2 separate regions of the Homo sapiens genome follow, and region 2 is linked to region 1. Evidence: chromatin loops called from intact Hi-C (ENCODE). Cell type or tissue: heart right ventricle. All regions are shown on one strand. Links, peaks and the distances in the headings refer to the core of each region. The heading gives the core; the rest is flanking DNA. Region 1 holds the start of RET (ret proto-oncogene). Region 2 has its middle 19 kb from the start of LINC01264.

Region 1 (8,320 bases), core at 57-8,056:
GCAGAGCAATGTGCCCATGTCACCAAGCGCCCATGAGCCCCGTTGTTTCCCTGGGTGAGGAGGGCCAGGCCCAGAGCCCCACTTGGGCTAAGTGTTAGGCTTCCTGGGGCTGGCAGACGCCCTACAGGCAATGGTGGTGGAGCAGGAAGGGGAACAGAGCAAGAGGAAGCCCCTGGCCCCTAGCCCAGCAACAGCTGCCGGGTCTGTGCCAGTTGCACTGCCAAGTAGTATGAGGAAGAAACCCAATGAGCCCTCTCCCTCCCTCCAGAACTGCACCAGCTCATGCTGCACCTCCAGCTCACCCACCCTCGTCCCGGCACCCAGAGCACACATCTCCCCAGTCATTACTTAAATTCTAGGAAATACATGTTTCCTTTTTCCCTCTCAGGAACACAAGGGCGAGAATCCTCTGGAGTCACAGGCACACAAGGGAACTGGAAACAGCTTGGTGGCCACTGTCCTGCTCCTGCCCTGGGGCCACACTGCCCCTCAGGTGCTTCCTTGGAACCCTGGCTCCTGCAGGGCATGGAGAGCAGCAGCACAGAGGAGCAAGGGCCAGGAGTGGAAGCGCAGCTGCAGCACCCGAATCTGGGAGGGGGTCTAGAACCTGGGGCTGTAGGGCCACAGGTTCTCCCCTGAGCACAGAGCCCCAGCACCAGGCCCTCCAGGTATCCCTGATATCAGGGAGGAAAGCCTATGCCCGCTGGTCCACCAGGTAGGCGCACACCTGTCCAGGTGCAGCGGTGACCTTTCTGTGGTGGTGCCTGGGCTGCTACACTTTGTGGAGCCACTCCTTGAGGCAAAAGCAAACAGAGGTGTTTGCTTGGAGCTGGCCACCTGCTCCCTCCAGGGCCAGGTGCGACCTGAACTGCTGTCCTTAAGGTCCTGCTGGCACCATCTCCCTGCCCCAGGCTTTTCAGGGGCCAAGAGCCCAGCCAGGAGGAGCTGTGGGAACAAGGACAGCTTGCTGCCTGCTCTTGCCCAGCCCTGCCCTGCCTGCAGTCTCAGGGTGGACAGTTCAGGGACCCACAGGCTTCATGGCCTCTAGGCTTGGGGAATGGAGGGGAGCGGGGTCCCTGAGGCCCCCATGATCACACAGCTGCGGGACCAGAGCTCCATGGAGGTTCAGGCCTCATTGTCTCAGCGCCAATCCAAGTGCCCAGGCCTGGCCCCAGAGCTCAGAGAAGGGGGGAGAAAGCAGAGAGGTAAAGCAGGACCTCAGGGGCTGCCAAGTGTCCCAGAGCCTTGGTCAGGAGAAGGCCCGTCCTCCAAAGTTCTCCTATGAGAGGTACAGCCTGCCTCAGGGGACAAAGAATCAAGCACCAAGGCTTCGCCTCAATCCCTGAGCCGGCCCTGGCTGCTGTTCTAGTGGGGGAGCCAGAGGGGCTCTGGTGGGCCTGGGGCCTTCTCCCCTTCCAGCCCCAAGGGGTGCAGTGCCTGGGTCATGGACCCCAAGGGACCTCCCCATTTGACCTCATAGTCCCACTGACTGGCAGCCTCCCAGGGGCCATGGGGTGCTCCCCTACCCCATGGGGCACAGAAGACGGCTCTGGCAGGCCCAGGTGCAGACGGGCACGGAGAGACAGCCCTGGTGCCATCATCACCTTCTCTGTGACCATGACTGAGGTGTGCTCCCTGCCTGGTGGTCACTGCCCAGTCCCCGCCCCTTGCCACACACGCATGCGGAAGTCCCTACACAGGGTCTCCTTGACTACGGTCTCTCCCTGCCATGAGACAGCTCTGGAGAGTCCCCAGCCCTAGAGCAGCAGGGCAGGAGCCGAGGCTCCCTCAGGAGTGCTCCCAGCCTGCTGTTGTTACTATTATTGTTACTGTTATTGTTACTATTAAGTCACTCTGCTGAAAAATAATTGCAGAGGAGTGGGGAGATAGAGGGCACAGCAGAGAACGGGGAGGGAGCATAACCTGGCACCAGGAAGCAGCCTCCAAAGAAGGAAGGGGGGATGGGGGGGGCCCACTTCTGGGGGAGGGGCTCCTGAAGTGGAAAGGAAGTGCCTCTGCAGGAGGGGAGGAGGGCAGCAGGGAGCATGGGGGGCTGCACCCTGCTTTGCCCCTATTCCCTGGCTTTCTTCTCCCAGGCTGTCCTGGAGGATGGGAAAAATGAGGAGGAAGGCCCTGTCCTGCATGAGGAAACACAGCTGTACCCCCATCCCTGATGCCCAAACCCCATCCCTGCACCCTTGTCTTCAGAGCAGTAGCTTCCATCCGATGCCAGGGCCTCAGGCATATGTTGGCTGCAAGGGCCACAGCCTGGTGTCCCAGCCGAACATCTGCACCGCCACTGGCAGCAAGATGCCTTCCTGCCATCCACAGAGCACACACAGTCGGCCCTTCTGCTGGCACAGCCATGCCTGGTGCTCCTCCCCAGACCCATAGGACTCCCAGACATCAACTAAAGCTGACGAGACCCAGAGAGTATCTCAGCGTCTGTGCATGGTGCCACACATTACTCTGGGATCTGGGCTGGGATGTCCTGAGGGCACCTGGAGCCCGAGGTGGGGGGACTCACCAGTGGGTGGGCAGGCTCAGGGCAACCTCCCTGGAAGCCCTCCTTAGCCCCACCCTGGACCCACACCACTGGCCCAGAGAACGGGCTGGAGCAAGCCAGAGGGCCAGGGCTGGGGAGCTCCCGCATCCTCTCTACCGGTTCGAGTCCATAGGCTATGAGAACCTGTTTCCTCACCTGTGAAATGGGCCAAGACCATGACCCTTGCAGACTTGTTGGAAAAGATGAAGTGAGTAGGCACAGCACAGGGGCAGTGCACTGTGAGCCCCCATGGGGTGCTACTGCTGGTATTAGCCTTATCCAGTTAAGACGAGGGGACCTAGAGGGTCTTCGGCCAGGCTGCAGAGGGGGAAGGTCTCAGGGGAGATGGCAGCTTCCGGGCCTTCCCTTCCCCTTGGCACCCCAGGTTCCATTTTAACAGATATCATAATTTTTAATTGGTTTTCTCCTCCACTGGCTAAAAGGCTATTAGCTCCCCGCTAGGTGATCGCATCCCATTTTCTTCACACCACCAAGGAAACAGTGATTTCCTCAGCCTGTCCCTAAAGTGATTCTGCAGAAGAAAGGCAATTTAGTGAATCAGCTCAATGCACTTCCCCATTTGCTCTCTGCTTGCAGGCCCCCAGCAGGCACAGCCCACCAGTGAGGGCTGCAGGCAGCTTCTGGAGGCCAGACAGGGTTAGTGAGCTGGAGTGGAGGAGGAAGCAAGCCAGGCCCAGGTGAACCTGGTGAAGCCTCTGGCCAGAGAAAGGGGAGAAGGAAAAGGATGAAGCAGGGGGAGCTGTACCCCTGGCCTGAGCTGCCCGCGCTGATACCTGGTGCTTCAGGCAGGGGTGGGCTGCCTAGGCCCTCTGCAGAGGGTGGTCTGGCAGCTTGGATCCGGGCCCTGCCAAGTCACAGTGCCCAGCTCTTCCATGCTGGGAACAGAAGGCCCCGGGGCCCAGGGGCAGAGAGGGAATGTCCTTCCTTGCTGCAAAACAGGACCCAAGAAGTCAGGCCAGGAAGACAAGAGACAAGAGGCTTGCTGAGGAGCTGTGGGAGGTTGAGGTGCAGGGTCAGCCTGGGACCTGGGGGGAACCCCAGAAGCTGAGACTCAGTTTCCTCATCCAAGCAACGGGGACAGCTGTATCTGTGTTGAGCAATGAAATGCCAGAAACCTTTAAGAGCAACTTTTAAATGAATGTAACTTTTAGATGGAGGTTCTCTCACTCTGGTTCCAGCATACCTGGGGCTGACAGGCTATGCCCTGCAGGTATGAGGAGTGTGTGTCCCTATATACACACGTGGCGTCCCTGTGTGTATGAGTGATGAGAGGGGCTGGGGTCCCTGTGTGGACGTGGGTGAGGCAGGGTGTGAAGGAACCACGCTGTGCATGTCCACAGCCTTGGCAGCAAGTGCTGTGAGAAGGGGCAGGAGTGTGTCTTGGTGATCCAGTGTGAGTGTGCATGTGTGAGCTGTGGAAGAACCCTCATCCTCTAGAGACCCAGTCTGTGCCTGTCATCAGGCCCAGCCACTAAAGTGCAGCGTCCGCAAGAGGGCGCTTGAGGCCGAGCTGTCCCCTTGGGGTGGTTGGGGAGCACCGAGGGGCTCACTGGGGCGGTCCTTGGCAGCTCCAAGAGTGCGGCTCGAACCTCCGGAGCTGTGGCTCCTGGGAAAGAGCTCTGCAGCCTCTTCAAAGGCCCCAGCTGTCTACTCCAGGGAGTGGGGCTGCCTCTTCACTCCCAGTGCCTCCAACTGTGGTGTCCGGGTTATCCCAGGGGCTAGGGGCTCACCATCTCTGGATTCGGGAAGCTGTCTGTGGGCCAGGGGTCTGGGCACGGAAAGCTACCTGCATGCCTGCTGAGTGCCACAAGCCGGCCCCCAGAGCCTGGCCCCCACAGCCTCACTGGCCACCCCAACTGAACGCAAGGCTGTGGAAGGGTGTGGGGAAGTCCTCTGCCCAGCACACCAGCAGCAGTTCACACCTGGCCCCCTGCCCACAACCTCAAAGCCAAAGCCACAGCCCAGAATCCCAAGACAGCGTCAGAGCGCCTTGTTTGCTTCTGCCCCGTGTCTTCCCCCTGCAGCACTGGGACCCCAAAGTCCTAACACTCAGAAAAGATAGAAAGGCAAGGGCTTCTCCCCTGTCCCTCGCTAGGTGGACTGGGGACCCGCTCTGGCCTCAGCATATGCTGAGCTGAGGCGCAGGTCACACAAATGAAGTCTCAGGCAGGCCTGGAAACTCAGTTTGTGCAGGGCCTGGGGCCAGAGACAGGGTGACTGACCATGGCTTCTTCTGTTCCCAAAGGCTGTGGGGAGAGAAAGCCCTTTGTAAGGAGTGAGGGAGGATGGCCAGGGCTCCTTCCCTCTTAGAGGGAAACTTGGTTCATACACAAGCGCTTGGAGGGGATCAAGTCAGGGCCAGTTTGAGGGACACTTAAACGCGTGCCAAGGGGTCAAAGATTCCACAGCCTTGCGGCTCACTCTGCCAGAGTTTGGGTGGGGTCGATGACCATCTTTGCAAGGCCACACCTAATGCTGGGATCCTAAGGCACCTGAGGTTTCACCAGGCCCAGCACCAACGCTGGCTGGCGGCGCAAACCCCTGCCCCACCCCAAGCCCTGGGCCTCCTATGGCCGCATCTTCAGCATCTCTGCCAGGCAGCGCCACACGACTCCAGGGCTGCCGGGTGGGACGCCTATCACGGCGGCCCCTCGGGGGGAGCCACCCCAGAAACCACGGTTTTTAGGTGTTTAAAGACAGGGCGGCAAAAACGCACGAGGGAAAAGCAATCTTTTCAAAAGAGCCTCCGAATCCCTCGGCTGGCCAGGACGGCAGAGCTGGGGGAGGAACGCACGGACGCTGAGCGGGAAAAGGAAACCAGGACGGAGCCGTCTCCTGCCGAAACAGAACTCTCCGCACGAATCGCGGGCTTTCGGGGCTCCCTGACCCGTCCGCCAGGTCGGCCCCGAAACGGCTGTCCCGTTTGCTCCAGGACGCGGCTTTGGCGCAGGGCGCGGCCAGATTGAGACCTGCGGCTATGGCTAGGGTTCTGAGCACCGACCCCCGCGGCCCGGCCCGCGCTCCGCTCCCGCCCGAGACCCGCCCAGCCCCGGCCCGAGGCGCCCGGCCCGAGGCGTCCTGCCCTTCGCCCGCCGCCCGCCGCAGCCACTGCGCTCCCAGCCGAGGCCGGGTGGCCGGCGACCGCACAGCCCGCTGCCCACGGCAAACAGAAAGGCGCTTCTGAACGCGCCCGCTCCGCTGCTCGGCGCCAACTTCGCCCTGGCCCCTGCGGGAGCCGGCGGCCGGCAGAACTCACCTTTGCCTAGCAGCGGCAGCAGCAGCAGCAACAGCAGACGCAGCCCCGCGGCACCGGACGTCGCCTTCGCCATCGCCCGTGCGCGCTGGGGCCACGGCTGGAGGGACTGCGGCTAGGGCCGGCGGGTCTGGATGGCGGGTGCGGCGCTCAGTCTGGCCGCCCCATCCCCGCCCGGGGCGCGGCGGACGCGACGGACACTGGGGGCGCGACGCACGTTCCGGGGCACTCAGCGCTGCTGCGCGCCCTGCTTCGGTCGCGGGACTGAAGCGAGGTAAGCGCCGGCTGCGCCGGAGGAGCGGGTAGGGGCGGGGCGGGGCGGGGGCGGTCCAGGGGTGGGCCAGGCGGGGCCGGAGGCGGGTGGGGTGCGGGAAGGGGCGGGGCTCCAGTGCTTGCTCTGGCTGCGCGGGGTGCGGCCGGGGCGCGGCGCGTGTAGGAGCTCAGTGCGGGACGCGCGGCTTGGGCCGGGTGGGGCTTGGGGAGGAGCGGGGTGCGGGAGCGGGGTGCGGCCGAAAAGGGCCCGGCAGGAGCCGGGTGCGGACCCCGAGGTGCGCGGCGGGGATGGAACCCAGGAGCCCGGGTCCGCGCACCTACGCAGAGCCGCTCTTCCTACCCGGTGCGCGCCCGCTTGCAGTCCCTGCCTTTTGCCCTTTCCGCTGCACAGAGAGGGCAGGGATGCTACGCGGGATGCAGGTCTGGCCGACTGGCTCGGGGTGCGACCCCGCGGACTCAGAGAAGGGCGCCCCGCCTCCAGGCTCTCCGCGGAGCGCTTGCTGCGCCATTTCTCAGAGGCGAGAGGCGCAGTGGGAGCGCGGCCTCTGCTGGGGCCGGAGGCAGGAGGCGGGGAAGAGCTGAGCAGGGGAAGAGAGGCAGAATAGCCTTTTTCAGCATCCTGGGGTAGTAGAGAGGGTAGGGTCCTGGAAGGGCAGTTTGTGATTCCCCCCTCCAGCACTGGTCCAACCCTTGGAAACCGGAAACTGGCTCCGGCGTCCTTTCAGAGACCTGGTGCTGGTGGCCCTTGCATCCCTTACACAGGAGAACTCTCAGGAGATGGGCTGGCAGAGTCGGAGAGCGAGTAGCGAGGAGGAGGAAAGAATCCAATTTTCCCCCAAAGAAATGATGGAAATGATGCGCATAAACACATTTACCCCTAATAGGGAGCAGCAACTGGACCTGAGAAGGGGTTCTGGGTGAGGTTGGATGTGGGCTCAGTGGGGAAGTCCTCTGTTCTCGCCCCATCCCCGGCTGCTTTTTGAGGTCTGGCCTGCACTTAGGCGCAGAGGGATGGAAGAAGGGAAGCCCATGGGCCCTTGAGGAGGAAAAGCCAGGGAACCTGGGCCCAGGGCACCCTTGAGCCAGCCGCTCCCTTGCTTGCTGTGTGCAGAACCCCGCCCTCTTGCCTGGCTGAGCTCAGGGCTGAATAAGTGATCTGCACATCACTGCAGATATGAAGTCAAAGTGAAGTCACCCTCACAGGCAGGAGGGGGAGCTGCCAAGACAGAGGCTGGCTTGCACTCAGCCAACCGTGATGTCCAGACCTGGCTTGCTGAGGGGCAGGTGGCCGGGGCACAGGCCTGCCAGCCCAGGAGAGACACTGTGGGCCACTGGACTCCGGCTGCCTGCCACACCCTTCCAGTTTATGGAGCTAGAGTTGGCCACAAGGGGCTCCCTTGGGTTCAGACAGGTTCCATCTCTGGTGCCAGTGGCTACCTAGGCTACACACTCAGGCCTGTGCCCAGGGAAGGGACCTGATAGGTAGGGAGGGGCTGGGGGCATCTTTTGGCTACAGACAAGCTCCTGTGATTGCCTCCTAGGTGAATGAAGAGAGAAGTGGGTAGGCTTAAATAGCCCCACCCCTGCACCTCCCGGGGACCACCCTGGCCAGCCCTTGGCTGACATTGATGTCTGGCTGGGCTCTGTGTGGCCATCTTAAGGGGCCATCTGGGGCTGTGCTCCTGCCTAGCCTACCTTAGGCCTTTCCACGCTCTCGCTCCACCCTCACCCTTGGGGGTCCTGAGTGAACACCTGACACTATGAGAGGGTGTCATTTACTCCTTGGAAAAAGGTCTGGGGGGCCCTCACATGGGTGTACCCTGTACACATGCATACATGCATACACCTGTGTTCCCATACGTGGACACACACGCACACAGATGCATACCTCCCTGCTACGTGCACGCCCAGGGATCTGACCAAAGGGTCGCTCAGCAGAGGACAGTTGTGAGGCCCAGAGCCTGCTGGCCTCAGGGACTGCGGGGAAAGGAGATTCAGCCCTGCCTGGGTGTAGGCTCAGTATCCAGAACATCAGGCAGCAGGAAGGAGCTCCTTGCCCAGCAGAGGGGAAGCGAGGCCACCCCCTGAGGTCTCACAAGGGGAGGTGGGGGCCAGGTGAAGTGCAAAGCAGACGTGCCGGTCTTTGGCTGCCCAGGAGTCCTGGCCCTGGCTTCTCTCAGTCCATGGGGTGGGGAGGGCCTGCAGGGGGCTCTGCCTCTCTTTCTTGA
Region 2 (8,320 bases), core at 192-8,191, 120 kb after region 1:
AAACCCTGAAAAAGCCTGAAACAGAAATGTACAGCACTGAAAGCTTACATTAGAAAAGAGGAAAAGTCTCAGATCAGTCATCGAAATTACTAACCCAAGAAACACGAGAAAGAAAAGCAAAATAAACCCAGAGCAAGGCAGAGCAAAGGAAATAATAAAGAGCAGCAGTCGATGAAACTGACAACAGGAAAACAATAGAGAAAAACAAGGAAACAAAAATCTAGTTCTTCAAAAAATAAACCTCTGGCAAGATTCACAAAGATAAAACAAGAGAAGACTCAAATCACCAATATCAGGAATAAAACAGAGATATTACAGATCTTTCAGCCATTTTAAAGACAACAAAGGAACGCTACAGTTTTACCCTCATAAATTCAACAGTGTGGAAGAAATGAACCAATTCCTCAAAAACCACAAATGGCCAAAACTCAACCAATATGAAACATGCAACTTGAATAGTCTTATAACAATTAAACACACTGAATGTGAAATTTAAAAGAAATCTTCAGGCCCAGATGGCTTCGTTGGAGAATTCTACCACACATTTATGAAGAATTAACACCTATTTTACAAAATCCGTCTTAAAAAATAGAAGAGGAAAGAACACTTTTATTAGGCTAGGCCCGATACCAAAACCAGACAAAGACAACATGTGATAATAAAAGTACAGACCAACATTTCTCATGAACTTCAGCACAAGGATTGTTGACAAAATATCAGCAAATCAAATTCAGCAACATTTAAAAGGAATTATACACCATGAGCAGTTGGGATTTATCCCAGGTATGCAGGGTTGGTTCAGAATTACAAGACCAACCAATGTAATACACCTACCAACAGGCTACAGAGGAAAAGTCATGTGATTCTATCAGTTGACGCAGGAAAAGCATTTGACAAAATCCAACACCTAGTCATGATAAAAACTCTCAGCAAACTTGGAGCAAAGGAGAATTTTCTTAACTTCATAAAGAGCATCTGTAAAAACCTATAGCTAACATACTTAATGGTAAAAGACTGAATATTTTCCTTCTACGATTTGGTACAAGGAAAAGTGTCCATTCTCACCTCTCTTATGCAGTAGACTACTGCAAGCTCTACCAACTACAATATGTCAAGAAAAAGAAATAAAAGACATGCAGATTGGAATGAAAGAAATTAACTGTCTGTATTTGCAGATGACATGACAGTCTCTGTAGAAAATCCCAAGGAATCTGCAAAAGAACTAATAAGTGAGTGTAGCAAGTTGCAGTATGTAAGATCAACACACAAAAATCAATCCATTTCTATACATTAAAAAAGAAGGTGTGAAAACAAATTAAAAATATAATATCATTTACAGTCATTTCAAAAACAATGAAATACTTCATTATAAACTTAAAAAAACATGTACAGTACTCAACATATAAGGATGTCAATTTTTCCAAAATTCTACAGGTTTAATGTAGTTACTGTCAAAATTTTAGCAAGTATTTTTGTGGATATAGACAAGCTTATTTTTCCATAAAATTTATGTGGAAACACACAGGACCTAGAACAGCAAAACCCATCTTGAGAAGGAAGAATAAGTGGAAGGAATCACTATTTGAAATTAAAGCTTACTAATCAAGACAGTAGGGTATTGGCAGATGGACAGACACACATAGATCAACGGACCCCAGAAATAGACTCACACAAATATGCCCACCTAATATTCCGCAAAAGTATGAAGCCATTCATCAGAGGAGGGACAGCTTTTCCAATAAATGATGCGGGAACAACTGGACATCACAGCAAAAATAATGAATTCACACTTTATACAAAAACTAACTCAAAATGGATTAGGTGTAAATGTAAAGCTATAAAGCTTTTTTTTCTTAATAGCAGAAAATTTTCGGGATCTAGAACTAGCCACGTTGTTAGAATTGACGTAAAAAACAATTGGACTTTCTTAAAATTAGAAGCTTTTGTTCTGTGAAAGAGCCTGTTAAGGGAATGAAAAGACAAGCTACAGACTGGGAGAAAATATTTGCAAACTATGTATCCGATGAAGGCTTTTAACATCTAGAATAAACAACTCTCAAAATGCAGTAGTAAACAAACAAGCGAATTAGGAAACTGGCAAAAGATATGAAGAGTTATTCCATATAAGAGCATACCCAGATGGCAAATAAACCCATGAAAACACGTTTGTCATCATTACTCATTAGGGAAATACAAGTTAAAATTGCATGGAGATACCATTATATACACATCAACATAGCTAAAATAAAAAACAGTGAGAACCCCACATGCTGGTAAGGATGTGGAGAAACTGCATCACCTATACATGATGCTGGTGGGAATGTAAAATGTTAAAGCCACTCCAGAAAACAGTTTCTTAGTTTCTTATAAAACTAAACATGCAACTGACATGTGACCCAGCAATTGCACTCCCAGGCATTTATCTCAGAGAAATGAAGACTTGTAGTCATACAAAAACCTGTACACAAAAGCTCATAGTAGCTTTGTTCACAGTAGCCCAAAACCGAGAGCTCTGCAAAGAGCCTTCAATGGGTGAATGGTCAAGCCATAGTGCATCCACTCCATGGAATCCTACTCAACATTAGAAAGCAATCAACTGCTGGTACATGGGACAACTTGGATGGATCTACAGGGATCTGGGCCGAGTGAAAAAAAAAGCCAATGCCGGGAGGTTACATAATGTAACGATTCCATTTATATAACAATCTTGAAATGACAAAACTGTAGAAATGGAGAAGTGGTGAGTGGCTGCCAGGGGTTATGGAGGGGCTGGGGAGGGAGGGAGGGAAGTGGGTGTGGCTGCGGATGGCCCCTGGTGGTAAGGGAATACTCTGTAACTTGACTCTACGGATGTCAGTATCCTGGCTGTGATACCGTACTGTAGTTTTGCAAGATGTTATCACTGAAGGAAATTGGGTAAAGGGTACTTCAGACCTCTCTGTATCGTTTCTTATAAGTGCATGCATGAATTGTATGCTCATTCTACAATTCTCTCAAAATAAATTTTTTTTTTTAAAAAAAGGCCCAGATAGGCGACATGACTAGGGGCCCATGGTCTGCAAACCAGGTGGCGTGGGGCTTGGAGACACCCATGGGGGTGGCGTAGCCCTCCTGGGAGTTCCACGACAACCCTGAGGCAACTTCTTCCTCATCCACCTGTGGCCAATGCATTATGGAGACCCTATGATCCCATCAGAAGGCACGTCCTGAGTCCCTCTGCCCCTTTCCAGCCCACCACCAACCAACCGCACAGCTGGCTTCTGTCCCTTCTAGTTGGATAGCCCAACCCCAGCTTCCAAGGTGCTGCCCCAGGCTGGGCGGTGGACTCCTCTTGTCTCTACAGTTCCTGTCTTCTCTCCCTCTGGTCAGCTCTGGGGGCCACTCCCTGCCTGCTTGCTTTCAGGGTGGGCAGGTGTGCCTGAGATCTTCTGGTGGGTGGAGGGGCCGGTGTCTGCCCGACACCAATGGCAAGTGCCAGCCAAGGCCCCCTCCAGGCTGTATCACCAAGGGCCCCTGGTTCTTCCTCTGCTTGCTCTGAGGCCCCACTTCCGTGCCGGGATGGGTTTTGGGGAGGTGGTCACTGTGCTGCCAGACAGGCAGGAAGGGAGCACAGAGCAGAGAGGGAGCACAGAGCAGAGAGGGAGCACAGAGCTCCCCTCCTGGCAGGGGTGAGTCCAGGCCTCCAGTGAGAGAGGGCTGGCCAGGGATGCAGCCCGGGTCGCAGTGGGCCCCTTGCCAGCAGGCTCCCTGGGCAGGAGGCCGCAGCAGCACAATGTCAGTGATCCCCAGCCTCAGAGCCTGTGAGCCAGCACACCAGCCCCTGGCCTCAGCTGCTGTCCCCAGGAAACCTCTGCTCTCCCTCCATGTGCTTTTGGACATGGAGCCTGCAGCTGGGGCAAGACAAGGACGCCACATGTGCAGAGCGTCAGCACTGGGACTCCCTGCTGCGCTCTGGACTCGACCTTGGGGACTCCTGGCCCCTCCTGATGCAGCAGCTGCGGCTGCAGTGGCCCTCCCTTCCCTCCCACCCTCTGAGGCCAAGCCTGTCCCAGGAGGAAGGACACAGAGGCCCTGACAAAGAGTGAGATCTGCCACACGGAGAGCCACGCCTGCCTGGAGCACAGGAGGCCGGGGGTGGGCAGGCTGGGACAATTCTTCAGGCTGCAGGAGACTCTCTGGTCCCAGTCACACCGCTGGGGCTGACAGGAAGCAGCCATGCTCCCACCCAAGTGGAGAGTGAGCTCTGGATTCAGGCACTCAGGCTGATCCAGTGCTGATCGGGAAATCGGGCCAGCAGAGGATGGTGCAGAGGACTCGCCTGAACTGGCCTCCTTCACCCCAGCTCCTACCAGCTGGGGTGAGAGCCTGCAGCCAGGCCCACAGTGGAGGCCGAGCCAAGGTGCAGCCTTTATGGGAGGGCCGATGGTGGTGTGTGTAACCCCTGAGGGTCCCAGGGAGCTGGAGAACTCACTCCTCTCCCAGGCACGTGGAGGTTTGGGGAAATCCTAGGAACGATGATCTGACATAAACATGATCATTATTATGAGCTGGAGGGATCATTTCCTTCCATTCCAGACAAGAAAATGGAGGCCCACAGAGAGTCAGCTGGAGCAAGCTGGACTCACGTGGGGCCCACTCCGGGCCCAGGATCCCCAGGCTATCCCATTCTCCTCGAGGTGGGGCTCCATGGGGGCTGTGTCAGGACTGCTCTGAGGTGCCCAGGCAGCAGCCATGCTAGCATCATCCTCAGAGCACAGACCATCTCTGAGTAAGTCTAGTATGGGAGAATGCTGTATTGTCAAGACGATTTTTGATTACACAATCACAAAGTGAATACTCCATGAACAGAAAGGCATGCTGGAAGGAGGCTTACGGGGCCTCAGGACAGAAGCCCTGTGCTGTGGAGCTGAGCCTGTGCGCTGTGGGCCTTGTCCCTCCTATGTGTGGGGCTGGCTGAGCCCCAAGGACAGCTGAGTGTGCTTTGGAGACAGTTAGCAACTGCTATTAGTCCTGAGAAAATTCTAGCAGTTGCTTCTCGGAGTGTCTTCTTTGGGAGAGGCCGGTGGGCAGGTGGTCAAGGGTGGCTGTTTTCCTGGCAGTGAGGCATGGCAGGAACAGGATGAGGCACTGCAGAAGCCCCACTGGCTGGTCCTGGGCTGCAGTCCCTGACCTGGTCCCGTCTGCTCCTCTGGCACCTGTGAGCACTCATGGTGCCCAAGCACATGTGGCTGCTTTCACTCCCAGTTCCCTGTCTCTATTTCTGGAGTCCCAGAGATAGAAGGCCCCCAAGTGATCTCATCAAGGCTGAGAGGGCCTCGCAGGGCAGAAAGGAGGCCCCCACTTGAACAGCTGTGGCCTGCAGTCCCCTCCGCGCCTGCTGGACTTGATGCCAGGCATGACTGCCTGCACTGGCAAGAGAGGCCCTGGCCTGAGAAGCTCCTATCCTGGCAAAAAGTGTGCCTAAGCTGGGAAGGACCCAGGTGCTGACCTGACCATCTCGCCACTGCCAAGGACAATGCTCTGGATGGCTTGCAGGTCCAGATGTCCGCCAGAGACTTCACTACTTGGCCACAGTCTCTGCTGAGGCTCAGAGGAGCCTGGGAGGAGGTAGGGGCCAGGGCTGGGCCACTTCTGACTCTGCATCAGTAGCCCTTAGTCATGCCCTTGGTATGTGACACAGGCACAGCAGGTTCGCTGCAGAACACCCACAGCTGAGCAGGCTGGCCTGTGCTAGCCCCTGCTGCCTCCTGTCCTGCCAGCAGCAAACACAGGGAAGTGCTATAGAGAGGCGTGGGGTGGGGGGTCTTAGAATTAGGGGATCCCACTGCAAGGGATCCACAGGCCCCCTGAAGGTGTATCCAACAGAAACTGTGTCTGCTGTGTGTGTTCTGTACGCCCTTGTCTAGCTTTCATCAGAATTTTTTTTGTTTTGTTTTGGAGACAGAATCTCACTCTGTAGCCTAGGCTGGAATGCAGTGGTGCAGTCATGGCTCACTGCAGCCTCAACCTCCTGGGCTCAAGTGATCCTCCTACCTCAGCATCCTGAATAGCTGGGATCATAGGCCCATGCCACCATACCTGGCTAATTTTAAAAAAAAGTTTTTGTAGAGACAGGGTCTCCCTATGTTGCCCAGGCTGGTCTCAAACTCCTAGGCTCAAGTGATCCTCCCACCTCAGCCTCCCAAAGTGCTGGAGTTATAGGTGTGAGCCACTGCAGCCGGCCTCATCAGATTCTTAAAGAGGCTCTTGACTCAAATAAAGTCAGAACTGGGGTCTGGGACACGGAGGGCTCCAGGACTCCCTGCCCCTGCAGAGGCCACTGTGGAAGTGAAGTGAACCCCACTCCAGCACCAGCAGGTCACACGTTATGTATGTTAAAGTACCTGCTACAGGTGGACTCAGGTAACAGGGGCAAGAGTTGGAAGGAAGGGACATTAGTTACCTCTCAGGATAAGACAGAACTCTCAGATCTTTCAAAATCCTAAAGACAAAACACACTTCATAATTTTAAAATTATACAATTTAAAAACTTAAAAATTGGGTTGTACTGGACACTTGGATAACATGGTGAGCTAGGTACCTGGATCAGCTCTTGCACTGAAAACCTGGACAAAATTTTATAAATAGTCTTTTAAAAACGTATTAAAGATTTAGCCAAAAGCAAGAACTTCTCAAGTCAAAACATTTGTAGAATACAGACACCCAAAAGGCAAGCCAAATTCCTGAGGGAATTTGCCAGCAACGGGAAGTTGAACTTCCAGTTTCGTGACTTCCTGGTGGGCAGAGGGCAGAAGTCAAAGCCCATGGCAGGCCCAGATTTCTGTGGGAAATCCCCACAGAGCTGAGACCCCAATCAGCTGTCTGCTCAAAGTGAGGGTCAACTGGAAATAAATCTGCCTTTCTCAAGGGTATAACAAAGAAAACCAGCCATTTTGAACCTCAGTGCCGAGAGGAAAGAGGTGAAAATCCCTGCTGAGAATTTATCAACAGAAGCCAGTGGTCTTCATGTAGATTTTTCAGCCTGAATTCATAAGATTTAGGTGGTCTGAAAACCTCAAGCTGGCAGTTCAATTTTCAACGAGACAGAGTGGTGGTGTCCCAGGTACTGGAAAGATGGAAGACAAATCGTCCCTGGAGGAACCCACAAATAATACTCCAAGGTAAAATGAAATGCTTGCAGACAAAAATAACTAACTACACATGTAAGCCAAGGAATAGAATTCAGAGCCCAGAAACAAACCCCACAATCTGTATACTTCACGTGTGCGTGATCAGTGAGGAACAGGCTGATTTTTCAATCAACGGTCCTTAGGAGACTGCAAATCCATGTGGAAAAAACTAAAACTATATCCCTACTTCATACCATTTACAAAAATCAATTCTAAGGATGAAATATCTACATGTAAAAGAAATATAAAGTTTTTAGAAGAGAATATGTACAATTATCTTCAGGACCTACAAGTGCCTCAGAAACAAAACCATAAACCATTTTGATAATGTCCTGGGGCATGCATTTTTCTAGTCTGATAAAATTAATTTTAGACAGAGATAATATTTGGATTCTTTTCTGGTCCCAGCAGGGCTCTTTTCTTGGTTCTTCCTGGTAAACTCACTGGCCTACAGTTGGCTTGTTGCCCACAGAGTGATCAGCCTGCTCTTTGCCTGCTAATAAAATCTCCACTGTTTTTGAGATAGCCCTTAGACTTGAATTTACCCACACTATTTCAAATAACCTCAGTCTTCAAGAGACACCTTTGGAGTTTGGAGCTTTGTGTTCTCCTGAGTAGCCTCTACCCCTGAGAAAAATGTCTACAACACTCCTCTTGTCACTGGGTGGGGGTGGAAGCCTCTGATCTTTTTCACTTGACTTGACTGGTGTGGAACCTATACCCTGTGAGTGAGCTGGGTGAGAGTAGTCAGCGCCTCCATGTTCTCAGCCCCCCGAACCTGGAGTAGAGCCTCCACTCATGATTCAGGAGGCAGAAGAAAGGAGCCCTAACTTCTCAGCAGCACTGTCTGGACTTTATGACACAGAGTTGGAGGGGATGATGAGACTTGGTGGCCTGCCCCTCCCAGGGTGATACAATGCATTCATTTCTGTGGCTAGTGTAAGAAAAATCACACACTTGGTGTCTTAAAACAACAGAAATTTATCTTGCCATAGTTCTGGGGGCCAGAAGTCTGCAATCAGCATCATGGGGCTGAAATTGGGGTGCTGGCAGGGCCACAGTCCCCCTGGGTGCTCTGGGGCAGGATCCATTGCTTGCCTCTTCTGCCTTCTGGTGGCTGCTCACCTCTGGTTTTCATGTTCTTTTTCCTC

Evidence for each region. Hi-C counts contacts between places; a loop is a spot of excess contacts. Peaks named below come from ENCODE experiments on the same cell type or tissue, not always from the same donor. Only the 100,000 strongest peaks of a DNase experiment are listed, where the experiment ranks them.
Region 2: it touches region 1 in a loop (3-fold over the local background); 7 of 110 quality-filtered maps call a loop at or near these places.

Annotation. Positions count from the first base shown.
Region 1 is chr10:43,074,834-43,083,153 of GRCh38, reverse strand. It overlaps RET (ret proto-oncogene), which reads right to left and starts at 6,085. Exons shown (of 20, transcript NM_020975.6): 1 at 5,823-6,085. The coding sequence starts at 5,895. RefSeq lists enhancers at 4,740-5,730, 6,039-6,896, 6,762-7,028 and promoters at 5,863-6,161, 5,863-6,546. In heart right ventricle, for the core only: a CTCF peak has its summit at 4,047 (motif pointing right); DNase peaks (open chromatin) are centred at 173, 4,052 and 6,167; H3K4me3 peaks cover 2,960 bases; H3K27me3 peaks cover 7,681 bases.
Region 2 is chr10:42,957,984-42,966,303 of GRCh38, reverse strand. No RefSeq gene overlaps it. Among named protein-coding and RNA genes, the nearest start is that of LINC01264, 19 kb to the left of the region's middle. RefSeq lists an enhancer at 5,334-5,834. In heart right ventricle, for the core only: no CTCF peak of the experiment used is centred there; DNase peaks (open chromatin) are centred at 3,403, 3,973, 5,003 and 5,503; H3K27ac peaks cover 2,270 bases.